2 separate regions of the Homo sapiens genome follow, and region 1 is linked to region 2. The links are chromatin loops, found by intact Hi-C in ENCODE. Cell type or tissue: endothelial cell of umbilical vein. All regions are shown on one strand.

Region 1 (8,000 bases), 330 kb after region 2:
CCCCCTGCTCAACCCCATTTCAGGGGAGGAGGGAAGAAATATAGAAAAGATAATGAGGGAAAGTGGCCATGGGTAGTGAGAGGATGATGAAGTGGTAGATAATGGGAGAGTGGAGGGAAGGCATAGAAATTACACACATATACTTTTTTAGAGAAACGACACAGGGAAAAGATAGGGGGCATCAAAGAAAGAACATTTGCCTTCTTTTGTTCATCAAATAAAATAATCGCTGACATTTATTGAGCCCTTGTCCTAGGCCTGGCACCTTGTTCAGTTTTTCACATGCATCATTTCATTTAGCCCTCATACATCTCATTTTATAGATAAGTGAGAAACATACTTATGCAATTAATCAATATGTCCAATATCACTAATTAGTAAGAGACAGGACAAGGCATTGAACTTCAGCATCTTTGACCCCTGAGCTTGTACTTATAAATACTAGTCCATATGGCTTTCCTACCAGCATTTCCTCTGAGCCAGGGAATGTCACTATTTTCCTTATGGCCAACAGCATTTAGACTCAATGTCATTGCTGACCTACAGTGATGTGTTCATCACCATGGGCAGACAGATAGGCAGGTACCTATCCATACACTCACTCACCCACTGATGACACTCAGGAAGGCTTGGTAAAGACAAGTAAAGCCAATGAATATTATAAATAGATAGTATTTCTTGTGAGGAGCCATCATGTGGGGAAAGCTTCTTCATTAACTCTGGCTGAGTCTAATGTTGAAATTAATTCTTGGCTGGCACACTGGCTCACACCTATAATCCCAGAACTTTGGGAGGCCGAGGTGGGCAGATCACAAGGTCAAGAGATCGAGACCATCCTGGCCAACATGGTGAAACCCTGTCTCTACTAAAAATACAAAAATTAGCTAGGTGTGGTGGCACATGCCTGCAGTCCCAGCTACTCAGGAGGCTGAGGCAGGAGAATCACTTGAACCATGGAGGCAGAGGTTGCAGTGAGCTGAGATTGTGCCACTGCATTCCACCCTGGTGACAGAGAGAGACTCTGTCTCAAAAAAAAAAAAAAAATTCTTGTTCTTTCTGGGTGCAAGATAGTTCCTGAACACATACCCAGATGATCACAGGTGCCTGTGGTTTGTTGGGGGATGATATACACTAAAATAAGTGGTGAATACCCATAGCTAACCATAGCAAATTTTCTCAGTATTATACCTATCAGAAAACCCAAGTAAGCCTCATTGTAGGATAACTCTAGGTGACCCTCTAGGGATTATGGTTGATGATCACAGAGCTGTGATGTCATGATGTCCCATTAGGGGTCTTTCACCTGGTTATCATTTCTCTGCCTGATACTTCAACTGCAAATTTATGAGGAAATTTAGGAAAGACTGAATCAGACCCCTATCCAATAGTCTCCAAGCTGTGTGCACTTTCCTTGGATTTTCCTCTGTTTCAATGCAGGGATATTACATGGGTTTTGGAATCAGTCAGACTCACGTTCAAATTCTGTCTCTGCTATTTACTGAGTGAGGAGCAGTGGTACGAATCCCTTGTCCTTGGAACTGCTGTATTCTCTCCTGTAGAAAGGAATTATGAAAGGTGTTGTGAGGATCAGGTGAGCTGGCACATGCAATGCACCAACACAGGGCCTGGAATATGGTGGGTGACCACTCACTGCAAACTCTTATTCTTCATGCTTCAGTTACCTATTGCTATATAAAATCTCAACCCAGGCCTTAGCGGCCCCCATGACTATACCCGTTTGTCATGAAGAGCTTTAGTGAGCTTTACTTGAATAACAACCGTTTGTTTGCTCATAGTTTTGTAATCTGAGCTGGGTTCTTCTACTGGTCTCACCTAGGGTAGTTCATGCTCTCATGCTGACCATTAGGAGGCTGAATTGGGGCCAGAAATCCAAGATAGCATCACTCATGTATCAGGAAGCCTGGCTGTCATGCCTGCACCAGCTCGGATCAAGCCTCTGCTTGGTATAGGGCTCTGTTGTCACCGCCTTAAAATTCGGAATAATTTTAAAACAAGGAAACCTGCATTTCCTTTTACACTAATCCCTGCAAATTGTGTAACCAGTCCTTGCAGCTGGATCTCTTTCTATACTAGCTCAGGGCTCCAAGGGAGTGAAAGCAAAAGCTGGCAGGCTTAAGACCAAGGCTAGAACTTGTACAGTATCACTTTGCCGCATTCTATGGGCCAAAGTAATTCACAAGGCCATGCCTGATTCAAGAGGAGGAGTGGGAAAATCTTTATGGCCTACACTTGACCTCCATTTCCTACTTTCAGCATTTGCAGCAACTGGGTCAGCAACTGGGTCCTGAGAGAGCTCTTCTGGTGCTAAGAAGCAGACACCTCCCCAAGTGACCTCACAAAAAGAGGAATATATGGCAGAGGGTTGGAAATCTCTCAGAAATGAGGCATAACCCCATCTTAGGAAAGTGGAAAGAGTTAGAAACTCAGAGTCTGAGGCTACGCCTTGCTTCTCAGTGGTGACATTGACTTCCTTGGTCAGTCATGGCTTGAGGGGAGGTCAGGGAAACTGGTCACTCAGAAGAGACAACTGCCCCTTACAGAGACTGTGGGCAGGCCAGCTCTCTATAAGAGGCTGTGAATAAGGTAGGGTGTATTCCCTGATAGAAAAGTTTTTTTATCAGCCATTTATGAAGCACCAATAATTATATGTAAGAGTGTTTTGGCGTATGGGGATGTGACTCTGGGAGAGCAGGGCTCTTTTTTGTCAGTCACATAAGGGTATATCTCTTTAATTGAAGTTGGGGTTGGGGGCAGGGGAATAATCGGAGGTTTATTCTTACTGTCCTTGTGCTCGGGGAGTCAGCCGCAGTCCCTGGTGACCGGCTCACATATCCTCATGTGGCTAGCAACACCCACCTACCATGGCAGTACAGGAGAACGCTTAACTCACTGTAATCTCCAATGCCTAAGTGCAAACGATTCTCTCGCCTCAGCCTCCGAAGTAGCTAGGACTACAAGTATGCACCACCATGCCTGGCTAATTTCTTTTACAGAGATGGAGGTCTTGCTATGTTGCCTAGGTTTCGAACCCCTGGCCTCAATCAAGCCTCCCACTTTGGCCTCCCAGAACCCTGGGATTGCAGGGGTGAGCCACCGCATCTGGCAGAGAATGCATTCTTTTACAAAAATGCCAACTCACCTCAAAGAAAAGTTGAGTGAAGAAGGATGAGAAATTGTGACTTTATCTTATTTACTTTGGTCCTGCTCCAAGGAAGATGACAGACTGAGGCCCGCATAAGGAGGGAGTCCCACATGGACTTGGGAGTGTCATCACCATCTCCTTGGGGCATGCAGAGAGCGGTCACCATCTCTTGACCTCTCTCCTCAGCATGCTCCCCACTTCCCTACTCTACTTCCTTGTGGTTTCCTTCCTTTGTGCCCTCAGTCTAGTGTCCTTACCCCTGTCCTGGAGACCCCATCTCTTTTCTCCAGTACATAGTGCCCCTCCTCGGTCCCTTCCTGCACATTCCACTCAGCTGGCACTATCGCTTTCCTTGGCCCAGCTTCGCCAGCTCTGAAAAAGCAAGGGGTGAGGTGCAGTCCATCAGATGGAAGAGATGATATAATTGATGATCAGATCCAGGGCAGGTGCCCAGCAGTAACAACTGTGGCAAATTTCTACATAAGCTAGCTGAGAAACAAGCTAATAGAATGAGCTTATTTCCCAGTGACAATGCAATCTAGTGTTCTATGACCGGCTCCTTGCAAAACAATAACCCTGGCATTATGACAAGATTCACATTAACTGTGCAGGGCCCTGTCTTGACTACCCAGGTGGCTAGCACCTACTTGGATAAGAATGTCCTGAGCTTCAAATCTCTTCCCTGATAAAAAGAGGGCTGCTGCTCTCAAGGAACTTCAGTCAAGGGGAGTGGGGGAAGACAGTCCCACACACAGACAAAAAACTAGGGGGTGAAAGGCCAATGAGTGGTGGGAAGGAAAGGGAAAGAAGCTTCCAGAAGTAAGTGCTGAATGGGAGATTAAACTTGGCTGGGGGCCACGGTGGAGCACAGGTGTAATGGAGGGTGGGGCCTCTTTCAAACCTCACTCGTGGCTGTGTGCACGCGTGTCCGTTCCCACTGGAGTGGCGGTGCTTTCTTGTGGCAGGGGATGGGTTGCTTCCCTCCGAAGTCTTCGCTAGAACTCCCTCCTCCTCCTGCTTCCTTTCACCTGTTCGTTCCAAACATACATTGAGCTGCACGTTCTGGGTTCCCTCACGAAGGAGATTTCAGGTCTATGCCCACTTGCCACGATTTTACTTTACTTGGTTCCCAGTTCTACTCCTTTCCCTGAGCTTCACAGTGTTGAGAAAAAAAGCCCTCAGCCTCCCCGAGTCCCTCAGGCCACGCACCCTCTCACTTTGCTAATTTCCAACCACTCGCTGCTGAGCAGGCTGGAGCACGCCCGCTTCGGACGCCCCGAAACACCCTCGGGCGCATGCTCAGTAACTCCCCCACGCCCCTACCCGGGCGCATGCTCAGTAACTCCCCCACGCCCCTACCTGGGCGCATGCTCAGTAACTCCCCCACGCCCCTACCCGGGCGCATGCTCAGTAACTCCCCCTACCCCGCCCGTCCCACCACTGCTGCCCTTCGCCGCCGCCCCCGGCAGTGCTCGCTCTCTCTAGGCCCCATGTAAATCGCTGTGTTTGCTGGGGAGCCCTTAGTTCAATTCTCAGGGGATTAGGGCCATTGAGATTCTTAATCAATTGCTGGGTTCCACGCGATCCTCTTTAGAAACTTTTTGCTTAATATGCATCTAGAGACATGCACGGCCCGCCTGCAGCGCTGGAGCCGATGGAGTGGAGCCTGGGAGGCTGCAGGCGACCCCCAGGCTTCTAAACAGCAACGTCAGTTTAATTATTGCAGATCCGTCACAGCTGCCAAGTCCTCTCTGTCTTCGTTGTTGTTAACGGGGAAACTTGCCGCCCGGTGGCTTTGCTTCAGGCGGAAGTCCGCGTGCTTTGATACCCTCAGGGGGCACTTACAGGCTAGGTGGACACAGGTGGGCTGCGGGACTCCGCGAATTTACCTTCCAGGGGAATGCACTGCACACATGCTGCACACAGGAGACAGGGAAGCCTGGCGAGGTTGGGTTTTCAGGCGCCACTGTATACACTCTCAGTTCCACTGATACCCTTTCTTTCTTCTACCCGCTTTCAGGCGCCACTGTATACACTCTCAGTTCCACTGATACCCTTTCTTTCTTCTACCCGCTTTCAGGCGCCACTGTATACACTCTCAGTTCCACTGATACCCTTTCTTTCTTCTACCCGCTTTCAGGCGCCACTGTATACACTCTCAGTTCCACTGATACCCTTTCTTTCTTCTACCCGGAGGCCCTGGTAGTTGGCTCTCGCCAGACAATGTAAACTGGCACTACAAGTGGAATAGACCAGACGTTTATTTTCTGGTAAGTCAGGCCTCTGTCCTGCCTGCACCTTTGGCCTGATTTTGATTAACGTTGTCAGAAGCGGATGCCATGTGTGGGGGTGCTGGCTAAACTTTCTGGAAGTGTCAATTGTAAACAGTGTTACCTTACATTTTGGGCAGCACTTTTGAGTTTCCAAAACATGTTCCCATGCATTATCTCATTGGGTTTCCTCAGTAGATTGGAAGAATGTGGAGGAACTTGCACCCTCTTTCACAGTGAAAAAAACCCTGAAGCTCAGAGCAGTATAGTATCTTCGCCAGAATTGCAGGACTAGAAAGTGAAAGAACAAGAAACCAGGTCTTCTGGTCCTTAGTCTGGAGACTTTTGGCAGTCACATATACTTTTTTATTATCTCACTAATAACTCTTGATAATCTTGTTGGATAACAGAACAGTTTGTTCATCCGTGTCGTGTTCTCTCATTGCATTAAGGAAGTGATGAGGGAGCTGATTTCTCAATTGTTTTTTAGAGCTATAATGCCTTGAAAATCATTCCCTTATCCTGGCTATCAGTAATTTGCCATCTCCTAATATGTAGTAAAAATAGTAAACGTAAAAACTAGCTGCCAAGCTAATGCCACAAACATCAAGTAGGAACTGGGTTGGATTCAGTAACATCGGTCCAGAGAGAGCACTGCTCCTCAAGATGGGTGCAACATCAAGGACTTAGGGATCAGGAATGTGCACGGCTCTCCAAATGGTTTTCAACCAAGGTGATGCTGCATTTCCTCTAGTAATTTCATAATTAAAAACTTAGTGATTATCAGAAATTTAGTTTTTGCTTTCTTTTTTGTTTGTTTTGGTTTTTGAGACAGGGTCTCACTCTGTTGCCCAGGCTGGAGTGCAGTGACACAATCATAGCTCACTGTAGCCTTGAACTCCTGGATTCATGCCTCAGCCCCCCAAGTAGCTGAGACTACAGGCAGGCACCACCATACCTAGGTAATTTTTGTATTTTTTGTAGAAACGGGGTTTTGACATGTTTGTCAGACTAGTCTCGACCTCCTGGGCTCAAGCGAACTGCCAGCCTTGGCCTCCCAAAGGGTTGGGATTACAGGCACGAGCCACTGTGCCTGGCCAGAAATTTAGTTTTTTATTTATTTATTTATTTATTTATTTATTTTTTTGAGACGGAGTCTTGCTCTTTGCCCAGGCTGGAGTGTAGTGGCGCGATCTGCGTTCACTGCAACCTCCGTCTCCCGGGTTCGCGCCATTCTCCTGCCTCAGCCTCCCGAGTAGCTGGGACTACAGGCGCCCGCCACCACGCCCGGCTAATTTTTTTATTTTTGTATTTTTAGTAGAGACGGGGTTTCACCGTGTTAGCCAGGATGGTCTTGATCTCCTGAGCTCGTGATCCGCCCGCCTCCGCCTCCCAAAGTGCTGGGATTACAGGCATGAGCCACCGTGCCTAGCAGAAATTTAGTTTTTAAATCAGGCTGTGTGAGGTTGGGTTTAAGAATATTGAAGCTTGGCTCACGCCTGTAATCCCAGCACTTTGGGAGGCAGAGGCAGGTGGATCACCTGAGGTCAGGAATTTGAGACCAGCCTGGCCAACATGGTAAAACCCCATCTCTACTAAAAATACAAAAATTAGTCAGGCGTGGTGGTGGACGCCTGTAATCCCAGCTACTCAGGAGGCTGAGGCAGGAGAATTGCTTGAACCACGGAGGTGGAGGTTGCAGTGAGCTGAGATGGTGCCACTGCACTCCAGCCTGGGCAACAGAGTGAGACTCCGTATCAAAAAGAAAAAAGAAAAAAATTACATTCAAAGCAAAACAAAAGCTTCTGGTCTTTGAAAGCATACTTGCAACCACAATTACCAATGACAACTCTAAATTTTGTTTGTTTGTTTGTTTTTAAAACGATCTATTGTCATAGAAACCACTCTTTATAGAATAGAATTATGGAATTTAAAACAATGTGTGGCATGACAAACCCAATCAGATCTGTGCAGTATATTCATGTTTAATTTTTATGAGATTCTTATGTGATAGTGACAACTGCACCCTTGACCTTGCTGAAGGAGGGGAGGCATGAAGCTAATCAGAAAATTTTCTCTAATAAGCTTTCATAGAAGAGTTTTCCAAATAAAATGAAGAGGGCTATCATGGCATATCAAGTTTCTCTAATTTTCAGGAAACAAAGATACTAATTTGCTTTACTCTTAGGGATTCTTAAAAGGCCTCTTTTCTAACTGCATATTTAGAATATATAATCAGAGGACCAACGTTCAATATCTTTTTTTGTGCCATCACTTTAAAAAGTGCAGCCATGCTCCCCACTTAACTATCTGGAGTTGAGAAATGATCTGGGAGTTGGCCCAGAAATAGTGTGAACAGCTAGAGCCAATATTGACAAATCCTTATTCTGCAACCCCACAAGTTTCTCTCCTAGGTAAGCTCATGGGGCTCTCAATCATACCCTGTCATTCTTACTTCAGACACTAGTCCCACTTCTTTGGTTATCTGTATTCTGAGTCCACAAATCAGAGGCATCCAGTTGAAAAAGCTGAAAGCTTCTAGAATGGCACTATCCAATATGGTAGCC
Region 2 (8,000 bases):
ATTTCTTTTTTTCTTCTTCCCTTCCTTAAGCTGCCCATTTCACCAACACTGTTGTTAGCAGTTTTATATGATCTTTATTTAATGCAATTAGATTTGCCTTTAGATCAAAGCAAACTATTTACAATTGATATAATAACTAAGCACCTCTCCAGAAAGAAGGTTGACTGCTTTGCAAGTATGAGCCCATTGTCTTAGTCCATGTGTGCTGCTGTAACGAAATATCACAGACTGGGTAATTTACAGCCATGAGCCACTATGCCCGAGGTGCTAAGGCCACCTCTTCACCTCTTTTTTTTTTTTTTTTTGTGATGGAGTTTCACTCTTGTTCCTCAAGCCAGAGTGCAATGGGGCAATCTCGGCTCACTGCAACCTCTGCCTCCCAGGTTCAAGTGATTCTCCAGCCTCAGCCTCCCGAGTAGCTGGGATTACAGGCATGTGCCACCATGCCTGGCTAATTTTTTTGTATGTTTAGTAGAAATGGGGTTTCACCATGTTAGCCAGGCTGGTCTCGAACTCCTGTCCTCAGATAATCCGCCGGCCTTGGCCTCCCAAAGTGCTGGGATTACAAGTGTGAGCCACCGTGCCCGGCCTAAGGCCACCTCTTAATACATCATATTGGTGATTAAGTTTGAACACATGAATTTTGCAGGACATTCAGACCATAGTACCATATTTAAAGAAAGACTGATTCACGTTGAGGTGAACCATCTAAACCCAATTTTCGTTATATTGTTTTCTAGAAAGTAGATTAAAAATTAAAATACTCCCAAGCTTGTCATGGTGGCTTACACTTGTAATCCCAGCTACTTGGGAGGCTGAGGTAGGAGAACAGATTGAGCCCAGGAGGCGGATGTTGCAGCGAGCCAAGATCACCCCACTGCACTCCAGCCTAGGCAACAGAGTGAGATGCTGTCAAAAAAAAAAAAAAAAGAAAAAGGAAGGGAGGGAGGGAAATAATATTATAGAAAGCATATAAAAATATTAAGAAAGAGAAAAAAACAATCTTAACTCAGGTATCTTTGTAGAAAATGCTAGCGATTTGAGGTATTGCCTTCCTTTTTCTTTTTTTAAGAAAATTAAATCACTTATTGATTACACATGATAATAGATGATACAAGCTTCATTCCAATCTATAATTTTATCTGGTAGCATTATTCAATTTAGATACATTGCATAGGATGTGCTAACAACCATTTTTATAACCACATGATTTTGCTTGATCCCTTTTAATGGTGAACTTCAGGTCACAACAGTAACTATCAGATCCACTACACCAAGATTTCTGAAGACAATGGCATCTCCACCCAAGCGCGTTGTAAATAAATTCCGAATAGAACCTGTCATCACCCTGAAGGAATTCTAACTTCACACTGTTGGGGAAATTTACCAAGATGGCTTCAGAATAGACTAACTTTACACAGCACATTTTTCAAAAAGACATTTATTCAGCATCATCATCAGAGTATTACATTTAGCAATCAACAGCATGGGTGCAAAAAAAAAAAAAAACTACATTAAAACCCTTTGTTGGAATGCTCTTCACTTTCCACAGAGCAGAAACTAAAATTACCTGTTATACAGTTAGTCACAAATACAGTCCTTGAGTGTTTTGCCCATACACATGAGCATTTGTCTAAAACATGTCTTATTTGGAGCAGCTATTGCCTTTCTTTTCCTTTGCATATTTTCTTTTTCTTTTCTTCTTTTTTTTTTTTTTGTTTGTTTTGAGATTTTGTCTCGATTTGTTGCCCAGGCTGGAGTGCAGTGGCGTGATCTTGGCTCACTGCAACCTCTGCCTCCCAGGTTCAAGCAATTCTCCTGCCTCAGCCTCCCGAGTAGCTGGGATTACAGGTGCCTGCCACCATGCCCGGCTAATTTTTTGTGTTTTAGTAGAGACAGGGTTTCACCATGTTGGCAGGCTGGTCTCCAACTCCTGACCTCAAGTGATCCACTTGCCTCGGCCTCCCAAAGTGCTGGGATTACAGGCGTAAGCCACCGCACCCGGCCACATATTTTCATTTATTCATGGAACAGATAGTAACTGACCAAATGTTATTCTGGGATATGGGGATCTAATAGCAAACAATTGGCAAAGCTCCTGTTGTCATAAAGTAAACAAGAAAATGAATGAATAAGCTGAAATAAGGATAATTTCACATTCACCGGAGAAGAAAATTGAACAAGGTGATAAGGAGGCTTGTGTTCTCTTCTTTAGATCGGGCTTTCAGGGAAAGCCTCATGAGGGCATGATGTTGAGCCACACTTGACTTGAATTGCTAGGAAGGATGTAGCATGTGAAGAGAGGGAGAAGGGCATTCCAGGCAGAGGGAAGAGCTGTGCAGAGATCCCAGGGTGCAAACAAGCTGGGTGTGTATGAGGCACCAAAAGAGGTCCTGAGTAGCTGGAGCACAGCAAGAGACCAGGAGAGAGGGAGGAGATGTGGTCAGAGAGCTGGACAGAGGGCTGAATCATGCAGGCCTGGACAAAGGTGTGGGACTTTATTATAACTGTTAATCATTGTATATGAGTTTGTAAGAACACATTTATCCTTCTGCCTTTTTCTCTTTGACATTATTAATACACTTTCTCCATGTCATTACATAGAGCTCAAAGCCATCATTTAAAATCAATACATACAATTCCATCAAGTGGATAATAATTTACTTAACCATTTTCCCCGTGAAAAGCATGTCCTCTTAACAAATATCCCTGAGTGGCAATATGTAGGCCAGGCACAGTGGCTCACGCCTGTAATTCCAGCACTTTGGGAGGCTGAGGCAGGCAGATCATCTGAGGTCAGGAGTTCAAGACCAGCCTGGCCAACCTGGTGAAACCCCATCTCTACTAAAAATACAAAAAAAATAGCCAGGCGTGGTGGCGGTTGCCTGTAGTCCCAGCTACTCAGGAGGTTGAGGCATAAGAATCTCTTGAACCTGGGAGGTGGAGATTGCAGTGAGCCGAGATCACACCACTGCACTTCCAGCCTTGGTGACAGAGCGAGGCTCCGTCTCAAAAAAGCAAAAACAAAAATCAAAAACAACAACAACAAAGCAAAATAAGGAAATAGTTTGGACACAGACATGCGCACAGGGAGAACACATGAAGATGAAAGCAAAGATGAGGGTGATGCTTCTGCAAGCCAAGGAACAGCAAAGAGTGCCAGCAGACATCAGAACCCAGGAGAGTGGCCCGGAATAGATCCTTTCCTTACATCTCACAAGGAACCAACCCTGCTGACACCTTCATCTTGGACTTCTAGCCTCTGGAACTGTGAGACAGCAAGTTTCTGTTGTGTAAGCCACCCAGTTTGTACGAAACCCTAGCAAGCTAATATAATATCTGTGCCTGCTAGATAGCTAATGAATTAGAGAGTCCAAAAATATGTGACTGTGTCTTGGAAAATATAGAAGAAATAAAGCCCATCAATAGGTGATATTCATCTGAAGCCAATTTGTGGCTGTGGGCTTGAGTGCCACAAATTGCCAAACTACAAATTACAAAGATTTCACAAAATTCAAATTAAAGCCCATGTGGTTTCTGGAGACTCTGAATGGTCTGGCTTTGCCCAACTATGGTGTGTTATCGACAAATTATGCTACCCCATATTAATGCTGTTGGAGGGAGGAGCTAGGAACTGAATGTAAGCATCTTGATAAATTCTTTGTATTTTGCGCAGGTTTTCATGTTTTTCTTTGATTTCTAGGTGGTATAATACATGGCAGTTATTTTACATTTTGTTCCTTTTCTTTTTTGAGAGCTATACCTTTGTATAGGGGAAAAGTCACGTTCCTGTTCAATTTTAAATTCTTCTCTTCTAAGTTGTGATTTCCTTTAGCTGTCTCCAGCCCATCAGGTCTAATATTCATGCATAACAGTGTGCAGTGATGTTATGGAGGAAGATGACGAGTGGACACAGTGGGGACAGTCTCCAGCCTCCCGGCTCACTCACACCAAGGGGAGGAAAGCATTTTCTGAAGGAGCAGTGGCCAAGCCGTCTGATGGGCGATAGAGCCACCCTTCCCTTCCCAAAGCGCTACAAGAAGGGGGCCTTTTGGGGCGACTCACACTTGGTTTAGATGACAAAATCTCTCTTCTGAGGACTCAGCAGTGAAAGTACACAGTCTCAGCACAAAATCCAGTACAGTATAACCTTTTAAAGCCTTTGTCCTATTAAAGGCTATTTACCTGAGTTGGCAGGTAAAATTATGGCCTGAGGATAAAAACATGTAGGGCAGCAAATGAAAGAATTAGTGCACTGTTAAAATGCGATTTGGCATTCAAGCAGAGAAATCTTTACCTGTTGGGGCTGTCGAGGGCACCTTCAAAGGTCTTGGGCCAAGGACGCTGACAGGGCCAGAGAGGAGCACATTTGTCCCCACATTTCAGCAAGAGCCCTTTCCCACACTCACCTCCCAGTTCTGCTCTGGCAAGAAGTGTACAGGAAGGGGTGGATTCATTGTGGGCACTGCATTTAAAGTCCCCTCTTGCCAATCCCCTCACCGTTACGATGCATTTATTTTTCTTGTTTGGCTCTGATAATGATTCTGATTATCAGGTGACCTGGGGTTTGGGCCACTGGGATGCCTTTGCTTTTTAAAGTGCAAGAAAACGGGCAAGAATTACAAAAAGGCAAGTCAGAACCAAGGCATTTCAAAAACAACTTTATCGCTCTGCCGCCAATGGCCTTTGGAGGGGGAAACGTAATTGAATCACTGACTTTGAATACTGAGCCGCTTTGCATGACTCATTAAACTGCCATTTCCAACACTTTTGGCTCGTGCTGTAAGAATGATAGAATCCTATAACAATCTATATGTTTAAATTCTTTTCTATTTGAAAGCGCCTTGTGGTACAAGTGCCTTCAGATGTGAGCACAGACATCAGTTGAAATACAAGACAGTCGTAATAGAGCTAAATTTGATAAGCCACACAAGCATGACTCAGGCAACCCAGCCTCTTAAATCAGGATGCACAATTAATTGCTACTCTTTTATTTATTATCTTTAATCCCTCATTGGATACAGTTGACTTGCTACTTCCTGGGATGAGGCCACAGCATAAGCAGGGATGAATAATTTTTAAATTATGAAGCAATTTCTTTGTTACAAACCTGGGCTCAGATGTAAATTCTAATCATTTCCTTTTCCCAGGACAGTGCCCTCTGAACTCAAAAGGGCGTTCATCCTTTTCCTCCTTCTACCCGTAGCGGGCAGCAAGCCAGGCATGTCTAGTTCTTAGAGGTCATTGTTGTTTTTCTTGCCCTCACTAAGGAATTGGCATATTCCCCCGAGACTCCTTTTTGACACCCTAAAGGCTCATTTAAACCCTATCTGATATTACAAATAATAAAACTCTCCTGGGTGAACTAGCTCTTTCTCCAACCCTCTTCCACCCTGCCTCTCACTTGGCTTCTTCATTCATGTTCATTTTTTGTTGTTGTTTTTTTGAGATGGAGTCTCACTCCATCACTCAGGCTAGAATGCAGTGGCGAGATCTGAGCTCACTGCGACCTCCACCTCCCGAGTTCAAGTGATTCTCCTGCCTCAGCTTCCAAAGTATCTGGGATTATAGGTGCGCGCCATTATGCCCAGCTAATTTTTGTATTTTAGTAGAGAGGCGGGTTTCACCATGTTGGTTATGCTGATCTCAAACTCGTGACCTCAAGTGATCCGCCCTCCTTGGCCTCCCAACATTCATGTTTATTTTAGCAAGTTTTGTACCTCTTAGGAAATAAGGTTTTTCTTACTTTGAGCTGTCAGTGGTTTTGAGCTGAGCCAGAATGAATAACTCAACCGAATGAATTAACAGGCTTTGATTTCAGGAGCATCAGGAAGCCATTTTCCTTCCTGCTTATTCCACAGCTTCCTCCATTGTCTTGGTGTTGCCCAAAATGCCACTCTTAGGAATTTCATCCTTTGTTTCCTGGTAAAACGTACATTCTTGTGGCAAGCATAATGCTTTATGCCTTTTTACAGTTGAGCTTGAGTTCACAGAATCCCGTGCTGAGAGGAGGCCATGTAAGGGGGAGGAGAGGAGGGAAGTGAAGAGTGGGACAGTTGTGATGGGAGAAGGGCCACACGTCTGGAGATACCCAGAGAGCAGGAAACTGCATTGAGGGAGCACTGATGTGGAAGAAAAGCATTACCATGGAGGGTGCAGCACAATCGTCCCTCGGTCTCCACGGGGGATGGGTTCCAGGACCCCTTTCTTTTTTTTTTTTTTGAGGTGGAGTATCACTCTGTCGCCCAGGCTGGAGTGCTGCAGCGTGATCTCAGCTCCCTGAAACCTCCACCTCCCAGGTTCAAGTGATTCTCCTGCCTCAGCCTCCCCAGTAGCTGGGATTACAGATGTGCGCCACCACGCCCAGCTAATTTTTTTTTTTAATTTTTAGTAGAGACGGGGTTTCACCATGTTGGCCAGGCTCATCTTGAACTCCTGACCTCAAGTGATCCTCCTGCCTCGGCCTCCCAAAGTGCTGGGATTGCAGGCGTGAGCCACTGTGCCCGGCCCGGGACACCTTTCAGATACCAAAATCCACAGATGCTCAAGTTCCATGGCGTAATGTTTGCGTATAATTTACATAGACTCTTCCATGTACCTTAAATCATCTCTGGATTACTTATAATACCTAAAACAATGTAAATGCTATGTAAATAGTTGTTATACTGTATTGGAAAGGAATAGTAACAGAAAAAAAAATCTGTACATTTTAGGTACAGAATCAACCATCCATTTTTTGCCCCAAATATTTTCCATCTGCTGTTGGTCGAATCCACTGATGAGGGTACCCACAGATATGGACAGCTGACTGTACATATATACCCTAAGATGCTTCTTTATTAAAAACAATTCCTGATTATAGAAGTAATTGATACTTATGATAGAAAAGTTTATAAAATTTGTAAAATATTAAAAATGCCCATAATCTTTACAGGCCAGAGATATCTAATAATTTTCCATGGTGATGTTTCATGGCCCCATAATATCCCGTCATTTATTTTACCAATTCCCCATCAACGTTTGCTATTACAAGTGATAATAGCTAACTTTTACAAAGCCTTCTAGGCTCTTTTCTAAATGGCTGGTGTCAGTCAATTCACTCAATCTTTAAAGCAGCCCAGTGAGGAGGTACAGGTATTATTCTCACTTTAGAGATGAGGAAACAGGCGGCGGGGGATAACCTGTCCAGAGCCACACGCTAGACAACAGTGAATTCAAGATTCATACCCTGGCAGTTGTCTCCAGGGCTTGGGCTCTTAATGTTTCTGCACAAATTGTTTTCTGAGGCTAGTTTCCCTAAGATAGCATCTCTGGGTCCAAAGTTCAAGAGCATATTTAAGGCTCTTGATATATTGCTAAATTGCTCTCTGTAAAATTTACTCATTTGGCAATGTGTTTCCACTTCATTTGCTTCTTTGATGTTTGAAAACAAAATGAGGCCGGGCGCGGTGGCTCACGCCTGTAATCCCAGCACTTTGGGAGGCCGAGGCGGGTGGATCACGAGGTCAGGAGATCGAGACCATCCTGGCTAACACGGTGAAACCCCGTCTCTACTAAAAATATAAAAAATTAGCCGGGCGCGGTGGCGGGTGCCTGTAGTCCCAGCTACTCGGGAGGCTGAGGCAGGAGAATGGCGTGAACCCGGGAGGCGGAGCTTGCGGTGAGCTGAGATCAGGCCACTGCACTCCAGGCTGGGCAACAGAGTGAGACTCTGTCTCAAAACAAAACAAAACGAAACACCTGTGTTGCTGTAGCTGAATAGCTCTATTTACATTTTGTCTCCCATCCCTGAGCTGGCAGCAGGAGAAGGGACCAGAGAAACAAAGATTTGTCTGCACAGGAGACCTGAAGTCCTTGAATTATGACAGCTTTGGAGATTTCTAAAAGCACATTTCGATCAGGCACATCCTGGGCTTGGCCTCCCTGTTCTTTGAGTTGCCTTGGATATGAGGTGAATTATCAGTGTCACTCCTTTTGGGCTTTTCTTTTTTTGTAAACCA

Evidence for each region. Peaks named below come from ENCODE experiments on the same cell type or tissue, not always from the same donor. Only the 100,000 strongest peaks of a DNase experiment are listed, where the experiment ranks them.
Region 1: a loop joins it to region 2, with 9 times the contacts of the local background. A loop is called at or near these places in 2 of 110 quality-filtered maps.

Annotation. Positions count from the first base shown.
Region 1 is chr9:466,747-474,746 of GRCh38, reverse strand. DOCK8-AS2 (DOCK8 antisense RNA 2) reads left to right here and starts at 4,618. Exons shown (of 2, transcript XR_002956871.2): 1 at 4,618-5,433. It also overlaps a transcript of KANK1 not described here. RefSeq lists a silencer at 4,531-4,580 and enhancers at 4,691-4,840, 4,343-4,868, 5,401-5,500, 5,741-5,790. In endothelial cell of umbilical vein, no CTCF peak of the experiment used is centred here; a DNase peak (open chromatin) is centred at 4,496; H3K4me3 peaks cover 1,202 bases.
Region 2 is chr9:798,663-806,662 of GRCh38, reverse strand. It overlaps LOC105375949 (a long non-coding RNA gene), which reads left to right. Exons shown (of 2, transcript XR_929411.1): 2 at 1,244-1,427. Among named protein-coding and RNA genes, the nearest start is that of DMRT1, 39 kb to the left of the region's middle. In endothelial cell of umbilical vein, no CTCF peak of the experiment used is centred here; DNase peaks (open chromatin) are centred at 42 and 4,742; H3K4me3 peaks cover 390 bases; H3K27ac peaks cover 3,097 bases.